Regions from separate parts of the Homo sapiens genome. Here region 2 is linked to region 1. Evidence: read pairs that join two places in POLR2A ChIA-PET (ENCODE). Cell type or tissue: GM12878. All regions are shown on one strand. Region 1 overlaps ATP6V0A2 (ATPase H+ transporting V0 subunit a2). Region 2 overlaps ZNF664-RFLNA (ZNF664-RFLNA readthrough).

Region 1 (5,000 bases):
ATATCCTTTTGGGGAGAGCAGATTGGCCACAAGGTTAAGAAGATATGTGATTGGTAAGAAAAAGAAACATTTCATTTCATTTATGTCTTTATATTCAGTCACCTCTAGTTTTCCTTCAACATCCCTCTGGAGTCAGAAATAGAGTGGCTGCTAGTTTTTGTTATATGATTCTTTGCTGCACTGCCAAGTTCTTAAACATTTAATTTGTCATCTCTCTTACCAATGCATTACTTAAAATAATTTAAAAGTAGAGACTGTGTTAATAATATTCCCAGAATTGACTTTTTTCCTTGGAGATCAGGGCTTCAGATTGGTTGAAAAAGGAATAAAGTTTTTATATGTTGTGACTTCATGTTGCTTTGAGCTACCAGTCGGGCTTACCTGTCATCACTGAGCATGTGCATCTCTTCTGTCCTGGGTACCCTGGGGCAGGGGTGTGGCGTGTGGTGAGGAGGAGGCGCTCAGGGGCCTGTCTGGATGCAGAGCCTCCCTGTGTCGCTGTCTCACTGGACTCACTTGGACAAGTGACCAAGCCTCAGTTTCTTCATCTGTAAAAGGGGAGAGTGATTGCTTTCTTATAGGTCTTTTAGGACTAAATGAAATGATCAGGTAAAAGACATCAGTTCGGCATAAGCCATCAGTAATTTTGAGTTGTGGTACAACAATAATCTGTGACTTAACTCCTGTCAGCAAATGGGAACATAAGCAAAAGCCAAACAAAGTCAGAAAACTCCTTTGCTTTCTTCCCCCCATGGACAACTCAGCTTGCCTTGTTTCTTGCAGGGTGGAGGGGGGTTTGGGCATTTTCTGTTTACTAGAATTTGGTTCTCAATTGGTGGAATAGAAAGTAATTTCAGGTGTCACCTGGATAAACCTTTTATTTTCATAGATAGATATTTGTTTTACTGCAGATTAAAAAACTATACCCAGCTCAGCAAACCCATGATTTCACAGATATTGTTGCTTAGGATAAGGCTAGAATAGGTATTTAATTTTTCAAAGGCAGAACTTAAAGAAAAATAAAGGTATGGTGTTAACATATGAAGGTGGTCCGGGAATGGCTGCAGTTTGGGGACACAGCTCGTCATTCCCTCGTGCAGTCTGGGTGCCGAGTGGCTGAGTGGCCCTGAGAGGACCTGTCAAAGGCAACTGCTAGGAAGCCAGAGCTCTTTTCTCCTTTTGTTTTCGTGTGTGTGTGTGTGTGTGTGTGTCTGTGTGTGTCTGTTGTGTGTCTGTGTGTGTCTTTGTGTTTGTGTTTAAACCTGTTCAGTGATTCCCAGCCCAAGGACATTGTTGAATTTTAGGAAGCTGGAATTGGGAATGAGCTTCCAGGAATCATTGAGGGCAGGAGTGGAATTTGGATCCCAGAGGGAGTTTGCTAAATTTATCTCACTCAGCAGGTGCTTGTTGAGCATCTGTATGCACAGCCCGACCAAGGGCAGATGACTGCATCTGCACCCGTGTCTCCCAAACGGCTGCTTTCATTCCGTTTTGCCAGAAGATGTGCCGGGGAGGTGAACGTGTTTAGTTCTAGTGCTGACAGATGTGAGACTGTGTTCAACTCTTGTCTTCCAGCTACCACTGCCACGTGTACCCCTATCCAAACACAGCCGAGGAGCGGAGGGAGATCCAGGAGGGGCTGAACACCCGCATCCAGGATCTCTACACTGTGAGTAAGCTGGAAGTGGATTGCCTCTTTATCTGAGGGCTGCCAAACATTTACACGTATATTTTCTCTCTTTTTTAACATAGATAATATTGGTCGTAGACAAATCAAGATGTTCTAGTGAGATTGGAATGTTGCTTCCCTCCCTCCTCCCCATGGAAGTTTTATTTTAGCAACTTGTTAGGAACCTGAGTAGTAATGACAAGGCTTTAAAAAAAGATTCTGTGGTCACCTTTGATATGTTGGATGGTAATTCATTTTTCTTTTTCAGACAGGCTCTCGCTCTGTCGCCCAGGCTTGGAGTGCAGTGGCATAATCTCAGCTCACTGCAACCTCTGCCTCCTGGGTTCAAGCGATTCTCCTGCCTCAGCCTCCCAAGTAGCCGGAATTACAGTCACGCACCACCATGCCCGGCCAATTTTTGTATTTTTAGTAGAGACAGAGTTTCGCCATGTTGCCCAGGCTGGTCTAAAATTCCTGACCTCAAATGATCCGCCCACCTCAGCCTCCTAAAGTGCTGGGATTACAGGTGTGAGCCACCATGCTCAGCCTGGATTGTGATTCTTTTTTTTTTTTTTTTTTTTTTGAGGTGGAATCATGCTCTGTTGCCAGGCTGGAGTGCAGTGGTGCGATCATCTCAGCTCACTGCAATCTCTGCTTCCCAGGTTCAAGCAATTCTCCTGCCTCAGCCTCCCAAGTAGCTGGGATTATAGGCATGCGCCACCACACCCTGCTAATTTTTTTGTATTTTTAGTAGAGACGGGGTTTCACCATGTTGGCCAGGTTGGTCTCGATCTCCTGACCTCGTGATCCACCCGCCTCGGCCTCCCAGAGTGCTGGGATTACAGGTGTGAGCTACCGCCCCCGGTCTGGATTGTAATTCTTGATCACAAAAGACAAGCCAGCTCCAGTTAACATGGTGAGGGCATTATTTTACCAGTAGGATTTAAATTCATTTTTCTCTTGATGACAGTGAGGGTTCTTGTTGGCATGAAGTGTCCTTCTGACTCAGTTAAGCGAGAGGATTTCTTGGTAGGATGGGATGGGCGTTGGTGGCTCACAGGGTTGACAGGGGTGAGGCCAAGCTTGGGAATGGGTAGGAACCCAGGGAGCTTGCTGGATCCTGGTAGGCCATCACGCTGCCGCAGTGACAATGACGTCTAACCATTTCCTGTGCCCTAGGGTCATGTTCTCCAGAGGCAACCTCCCAAAAGAGGGCATCTGATTGATTGGGCTTAGATTTTTCTGCCCACCTCCGAGTGGTACTAGGGGCAGGGAGAAGGAAGGAATGGCTCCCTTAGCTGCCACCAGGATAGGCAGGTGCCTGGAATGATCCTCTGTCAATGGGGAGAAAGTCCTCTAAGGGAAGTCGGGTGCCAGGTGGACAGAAACAAAAACATGCCCACTCCACTGAAAGCCCCTGTTGTTCTTCCCCAGGTACTGCACAAAACCGAGGACTATTTGAGGCAAGTGCTATGTAAAGCCGCCGAGTCTGTCTACAGCCGTGTGATCCAGGTGAAGAAAATGAAGGCCATCTATCACATGCTGAACATGTGCAGCTTTGACGTGACCAACAAGTGCCTCATTGCTGAGGTCTGGTGTCCCGAGGCGGATCTGCAGGACCTGCGCCGGGCACTGGAGGAGGGCTCGGTAAGGCTGCCTTCCTCTCCTCTGCCAGGAACAGAAGAGAGACTGATGGAACTGATAAATTCAGAGAAAAAAAGGAAGTGAGAATTTCATAGAGTAATGAGAATGCAGTGTGTTGACTCTTCTTTTGTTTTTTTAAAATATTAATTAACAAAATTAAAATAGAGATGGGGTTTTGCTGTGTTGCCCAGGCTGGTCTCAAACTCCTGGCCCCGAGCGATCCTCCTGCCTCAGCCTCCCAAAGTGCTGGGATTACAGGTGTGAGCCACTGTGCCCAGCCTTGGCTCTGTTTTTGAACTGAAATTATGGTGAGCTGGTCATTCAAAGCTGTATGTGAGTACATGTGTTTTTAAATTGCTCTTTTGAGTAATTCATTCACATGGTGTAAAAGTGAAAAGAAATAAAAGAGTATGAAAGACACAGTGCAGTGGCTTCCTCCCACCCCATAGCCTTACTTGTCCACTTCCTCCACTCAAAGATAACCATTACTTCAGTTCTGTTATTTCTTTGAGTTTCTTAACTGTAGATAAGCAGATAGGAGTAGATATTATTTTTCTTTCTTTTTCTTCACAAAATGGCACTATTCATACTATTCTTTTCACTTAATAAAACTTCTCTATTTTTCTTATAACTATTTAATATTCTGTTGTGTGCATACCATGGTTTATTTAACTAGTTTTCTGGTCATTTAGGTAGTTTCCGCTTTTACAAATAGCACTATGATGTCAAATCTATTTGTAGGGTAAATTCCCAGAAATGGAATTACTGGACTGATTTTGATAGATGTTGTCAGCTATTGTATTTCTCTCATTGTGAGTGAAGGGGAATACCTTTTTTTTGTTTAAGAGCCTTTTGGCTGGGCACGGTGGCTCACGCCTGTAACCCCAGCACTTTGGGAGGCCGAGGCGGGTGGATCACGAGGTCAGGAGTTTGAGACCAGCCTGACCAACATGGTGAAACCCCATTTCTACTAAAAATACAAAATTAGCTGGGCGGGGTGGCACATGCCTGTAATCCCAGCTACTTGGGAGGCTGAGGCAGGAGAATTGCTTGAGGCGGAGGTTGTGGTGAGCCAAGATGGCGCCATTGCACTGCAGCCTGGGCAACAAGAGCAAAACTTTGTCTCAAAAAAAAAAAAAAGAGCGTTTTCAATTTTCTTTTTTTTGTGAACTATCTGTTCATATTCTGCAGCCATTTTCCATCGTATGTTGGCCTTTTTCTTACCAATTTCTGTTGGCTCCTGGTCTGTGACACCAGTAAGAATATTTTCCCCAGTTTGTCCCTCGTCTTTTGACTTAGGATGTTTCTGTTTGTTTATTTGTTTGTTTGTTTTGGCCATGCAGAAGTTTTTTGTTAAATATAGTTGAACTTATCCATCTTTGCTCTTACACCTTCCAGATTTTGAATCACAGGCTTTTCCCACTGCAAGGTTATAGTGTAATTCTTCCATGTTCCTGTGAGGTTTTTCTTCTACATTAAACTCAGATTTTGGTCATGGAAAGAACAGGTTTACATATTTCAAGTGACAGTTAAGGGAACACCTTTTTCATGAGTTTTTTGGTTATGTAACCTTGTCTCATTACATAATTCTGTGATGATACAAATGTAAAATATAATGTCCATTATGACATAAACATGAAATACCCAGTGCTGAGAAAGACAGCAACACATAAATAGTATTTTGTTA
Region 2 (5,000 bases), 390 kb after region 1:
GGTTTGACCTCCCCTTCCCCAGAGTCCGGCCAGGTTCCGTAGGGCTGGCTACAAACACCACCATCTCGCTTGTCATCCTGAGGATATCATTTTTGGGCAGCCAAGATACCCCAAAATGGCCTTATTTCCTTAGAGGGGTGGCTCAGAAAGGGAGAGCAGTTTGGCAATGAAAGAGACACACCACTGCAAGGAAAAATATACGCCCACTGTCAGTTTATTTTCATTGTAACCCCAGAGTCCTCTCGAGGGTGCTCACTGAGTACTATAATTTGCTGTGCACCATTTAGAGAAGAACAGAATTGAAACATATAAATAGGACTTTGAAAATAGCATGGAACACAGATCCTTTCTTTTTTTCCTTTGCAGAAAAGATATTTTGAATAAGTCTTTCAGGCTTTTTGATTTATAGGTTTGCTATTAACCGTGGCATTGAGCAGTCAAATACAAAGCATGCACGGCTGGAGTTCACCGGGCCCTGATGAGCACGGTTTTCACAGAATGAGCAAGCCAGGGCTTGTGCTGGTTTCCTGCTTCTGCTGTAATAAATCACCACAAGCTTAGTGGCTTCGGACGACACTCATTTATTATCTCAGAGTGCTGGAGGTCTGAGGTGTGAGCTCTGAAATGGGCCTCATGGGCTAAAGTCAAGGGGTCAGCAGGGCTGCATTCCCCTTGGAAGCTCCCGAGGAGGACCTATTTCTTGCCTCTTCCCCCTTCTTGAAGCCACCTGCATTCCTCGGCTCGTGGCCCCCTCCCCCATTTGAGTCTTTCTGATGCCTCATCACTTTAAGCTTCTCTTCTGCCTCCCTCATCCATCTTTTAGGGACTCTTGTGACTACATTGTGTTCACCTGCATACTCCAGAATAATCTCATTATTATTATTATTTTGAGACAGGCTCTCTCTCTGTCACCCAGGCTAGAGTGCAGCGGCATGATCAGGGCTCACTGCAGCCTCGACTTCCCAGGCTTAGGTGATCCTAGCACCTCAGTCTCCCAAATAGCTGTAACTACAGGTGTGTGCCCCCATGCCTGGCTAATTTTTGTATTTTTAGTTGAGATGAGGTCTCTCCATGTTGCCCAGGCTGGTCTCAAACTCCTGGGTTCAGGTGATCCACCTGCCTTGGCCTCCCAAAGTGCTGGGATTACAGGTGTGAGCCACCGCACCTGGCCAATCTCCTCACTTTAATGTCCACTAATTGACAACCTTAATTTCACATGTAACCTTAATTGCCCCTTGCCATGTAACCTATTTGCAGCTTCCCAGAATTAGGATGTGGATATCTGTGGGGTAGGACCAGTATTCTGCCTACCACAGGGTGAATCCCAAAGATATGGAGTGAGCTGGCCATAGGAGAAGAAGGAAGATGTGGGCAGGGAGGAGAGAGACTATTGTGTATCAAATACCATTACTCTTGATAATGGCATGTATTAAGTGCTCACCAGTAGCTTTGCCCAGTACCTACTCTGGTCTCATCTAACTCTATGAAGTAGATACTATGACTCTCCTCATTTTACAGATGAGGGAAAACAGAAGCTTATAGAGCAGTGTTGTTCAATATGGTAACCTCGAGCCATATGTGACCATTGATGTTTAAATACATTGACTAATTAAGATGAGTTAATCAAACTGTGGCATTAGACAACACCTTAAGCCATACACATGTGGCTGTTGGCTACCGTATTGGACAGCACAGGCGCTGATCATTTCCATCACCGCAAAGTTCTCTGGGACAGGGCTGTTGTAGAGGATAAATATGGGTCCCAACATCACATAACTGGAAAGTGGGAGAATCAAGATTAGAACCTGGTGCCTTAGGCTTAGAGCCTTGTCTTGGAATCACCCTATTACACAGACGTCCAGTATTCATTTCTCTGACCACATCTGGGAGCTTTGAAATCTGCCATATGTTGGGTAAAACTACTCTACATCTCAGCCACACCACCCTTATTTAACCCCTTCTTAAGAACACGTGGGTTCTGGCCACGTTTCTTGGATGTTTTCATTTAGCACCTGGCGTGAGTCATAAGAGGAAACCAAACGATGGTCAGCTTGGCCTTTCTGCTTCCCCAGTAGCTGCGCGGCACAAACTAGTTGCAGCTGTCTCTTTCCTACCCCTTCACTTGCCTCCCAAAGGTGGATGGAAGCCTCCTGGTTACCAAATGAATAAGAAGTGGAAGGTGACCGAGGGCCATGAATGATCAAATTAAAGGAAATGGCACATATTCCTCAAGCGGACTCCTTGTGCTGCAGTGTTGGCGGGACGAGAAGTGCTGCTTTGCCGAGCCCAGCATGGAAAATAATCCAATTTTCCTCTGACTTTTTCTGTTGAGGATTGCCAAAGAAGATGGCCTGTTTGGCTTCAATAATAGGAACAGCTAACGTTTATCCAGCGCTCAGAACACACCCTTGTCCTAATAGCTCCCCATGGATTAATCCATTGCCCTATGAGACAGGTGCTATTAATTTCACCTCCCCGAGGTCACAGGGCCAGTCATGGTGGTGCAGGATGTGGACCAGGAGGCCTGGCTTCAGGGTCTGGGCTCTTAAGCTGGTGTAGTACTTCTTCTCTACCTTGGGTATGTCAACCCGGAGGCCACTTTCTTCCCTTTTTCAGATGCCTGTAGTTTGCTGATGGAGCCAGAAACTGATGTGTCTGGTGTTGAAGAGAGGCAAGCTGGGTATGCCCAGCCCTGTCTGTGGTTTGAAGCAGGCTCTCCACCTCTTCATTGCTGGGTGTCAGCACTGGCCCCGGGAGGTCTCCAGGAAGGATCCGGGCCATGTTCCGAGCTACAGGGAACGGAGTAGAAGTGTGAACCAGGCTGAGTGTGGTGGCTCACACGCTTGTAATCCTGGCACTTTGGAGAGGCTGAGGCAGGAGGATCACTTGAGCCCAGGAGTTCCAGACCAGTCTGGGCAACATAGTGAGGCCCCATCTCTACTAAAAATACAAAAGATTAGTCGGGCGTGATGGTGTGTGCCTGTAGTCCCAGCTACTCAGGAGGCTGAGGCAGGAGGATCACCTGAGCCCAGGAAGTTGAGGCTGCAGTGAGCCGTGATTGTGCCACTGCACTCCAGCCTGGGTAACTGGAGTGAGACCCTGTCTCCAAAAAAAAAAAAAATTTTTTTTAATTCATAAATGTGCCACTGCACTCCAGCCTGGGTAACTGGAGTGAGACCCTGTCTCCAAAAAAAAAAAAATTTTTTTTTAATTCATAAATGTACGGATTACACAGTCACTAAAAGTGTCATTGATTCACTATTGTCTCTATTCCAAAGATTAATTATTAAGATTAATAGTTAAGATTAATATGAAGATTAATAATTAAGATTAATTGTGCAATAATAGTATTAAAACCAGAATGATAGGAATGGGAGCACATCTTATGATTTCTACTTTGAAAAAGAGAGGAATTTCATTTGTGGCACAAGAGTAATTTTAAAAAAAACCCCAACAACCTGGGAGCATGCAGGGATGGTTAAAATGAAACGTGGAGTCCAGCGCGCAGGCCACCTGACAAGTATTCCCCCGTTTCCACTTCTCTCTTGCCATGCTTTGGCTTGGCTTCCATCTCTGGGATTTTCTTTCAATTCATTGACTATTCAAAGGGCTTCATTTTCAGGTCATTTTCCACGTAAGACTTTAACCCTTTCTTCTCTCTGCCCATCAGCCTGAAAAGTGCTTCCTTATTGCCTTTCTTTTCTACTGGTATTGGGCTGAATTGTTTAAACTTCAAAAATATGTACATAACATTTAAGAGATTTTTTGTTTGTTTGTTTGAGACGGAGTTTCGCTCTTGTTGCCTAGGCTGGAGTGCAATGGCGCGATCTCGGCTCACTGCAACCTCCGCCTTCCTGGTTCAAGCGATTGTCCTGCCTTAGCCTCCCCAGCAGCTGGGATTACAGGCATGTGCCACCACGGCTGTCTAATTTTGTATTTTTGGTAGAGACGGGGTTTCTCCATGTTGGTCAGGCTGGTTTTGAGCTCCCGACCTCAGGTGATCTGCCCGCCTCGGCTTCCCAATGTGCTGGGATTACAGGCGTGAACCACCACGCCTGGCCAAGAGATTTTTATAAATTACGAAGAACAAAGAAGAAAACAAAATAAACAAAAATGGTCCATATCTCCCATAATCCCTGTTTACATTTTGTTGTTGTTGAGACAGGGTCTTGCTCTGTCGCCCAGGCTGGAGTGCAGTGGTGTGTTGTGGCTTACTGCAACCTCTGCCTCCCAAGCTCGAGCGATTCTCCCACCTCAGCCTCCAGAGTAGCTGGAACTATAGGTTTATGCCTCCATATCTGGCTAATTGTTTTAAAATTTTTTTTGTAGGGACAGGGTTTCACCATGTTGCCCAACCCGACCTCAAACACCTAGGCTTAAGCAATCTGCCTGCCTCGGCCTCCCTAAGTGCTGGGATTACAGGTATGAGCCACCATGCCTGGCCCTGTTTATATTTTTTAAAATCCACTAAAATTTTTAATGCTTGATAATTTGAACAGTGCAGAAAAATCCAACACGGAAAATAAGCTCCTCTCTCCTATTTTTCCTGCAGATTCTGCTTCCTAGGACTGTGTAGATTTAGTAAATTAAAATACAGGATGCCCAGGTGAATTCGAATTTCAGAGGAACAACAAATAATTGTGTAACATAAGTATATCCCATTTAAATAATTTTTTGGTATAAGAATGTCCCATATATTGCATGGGTTATACTTACACTAAAAATTATTCCTGAAAAATTATGGAGAAACACAAGGCTGGCAGCATTGTAGGAAATGGGTTTTTTCTAGATCTAAGGGTTGAATGATACCTGCCACTTGGAATTCATGAAATTACTGGTTGTTGTTGAATCTTATTTCAAACAACAGAATTTGCTTTTTTTTTTTTTTTTTTTTTTGAGGGAGGGTCTCGTTCTGTCACCCAGGCAGGAGTAGTGCAGTGGCGTGATCTTGGCTCACTGTAGCCTTGACCTCCTGGGCTCAAGTGATCTTCCTGCCTATT

The links. Peaks named below come from ENCODE experiments on the same cell type or tissue, not always from the same donor. Only the 100,000 strongest peaks of a DNase experiment are listed, where the experiment ranks them.
Region 2: POLR2A ChIA-PET joins it to region 1 with 7 read pairs; 2 of 35 experiments call an interaction of 5 or more read pairs at or near these places.

The regions. Positions count from the first base shown.
Region 1 is chr12:123,733,956-123,738,955 of GRCh38, forward strand. ATP6V0A2 (ATPase H+ transporting V0 subunit a2) reads left to right here. Exons shown (of 20, transcript NM_012463.4): 7 at 1-53; 8 at 1,576-1,669; 9 at 3,104-3,316. Among named protein-coding and RNA genes, the nearest start is that of ATP6V0A2, 24 kb to the left of the region's middle. In GM12878, no CTCF peak of the experiment used is centred here; no DNase peak of the experiment used is centred here; H3K27ac peaks cover 1,799 bases.
Region 2 is chr12:124,125,138-124,130,137 of GRCh38, forward strand. The region is part of intron 2 of ZNF664-RFLNA (ZNF664-RFLNA readthrough); the gene reads left to right. Among named protein-coding and RNA genes, the nearest start is that of ZNF664-RFLNA, 150 kb to the left of the region's middle. In GM12878, no CTCF peak of the experiment used is centred here; DNase peaks (open chromatin) are centred at 494 and 1,994; H3K27ac peaks cover 925 bases.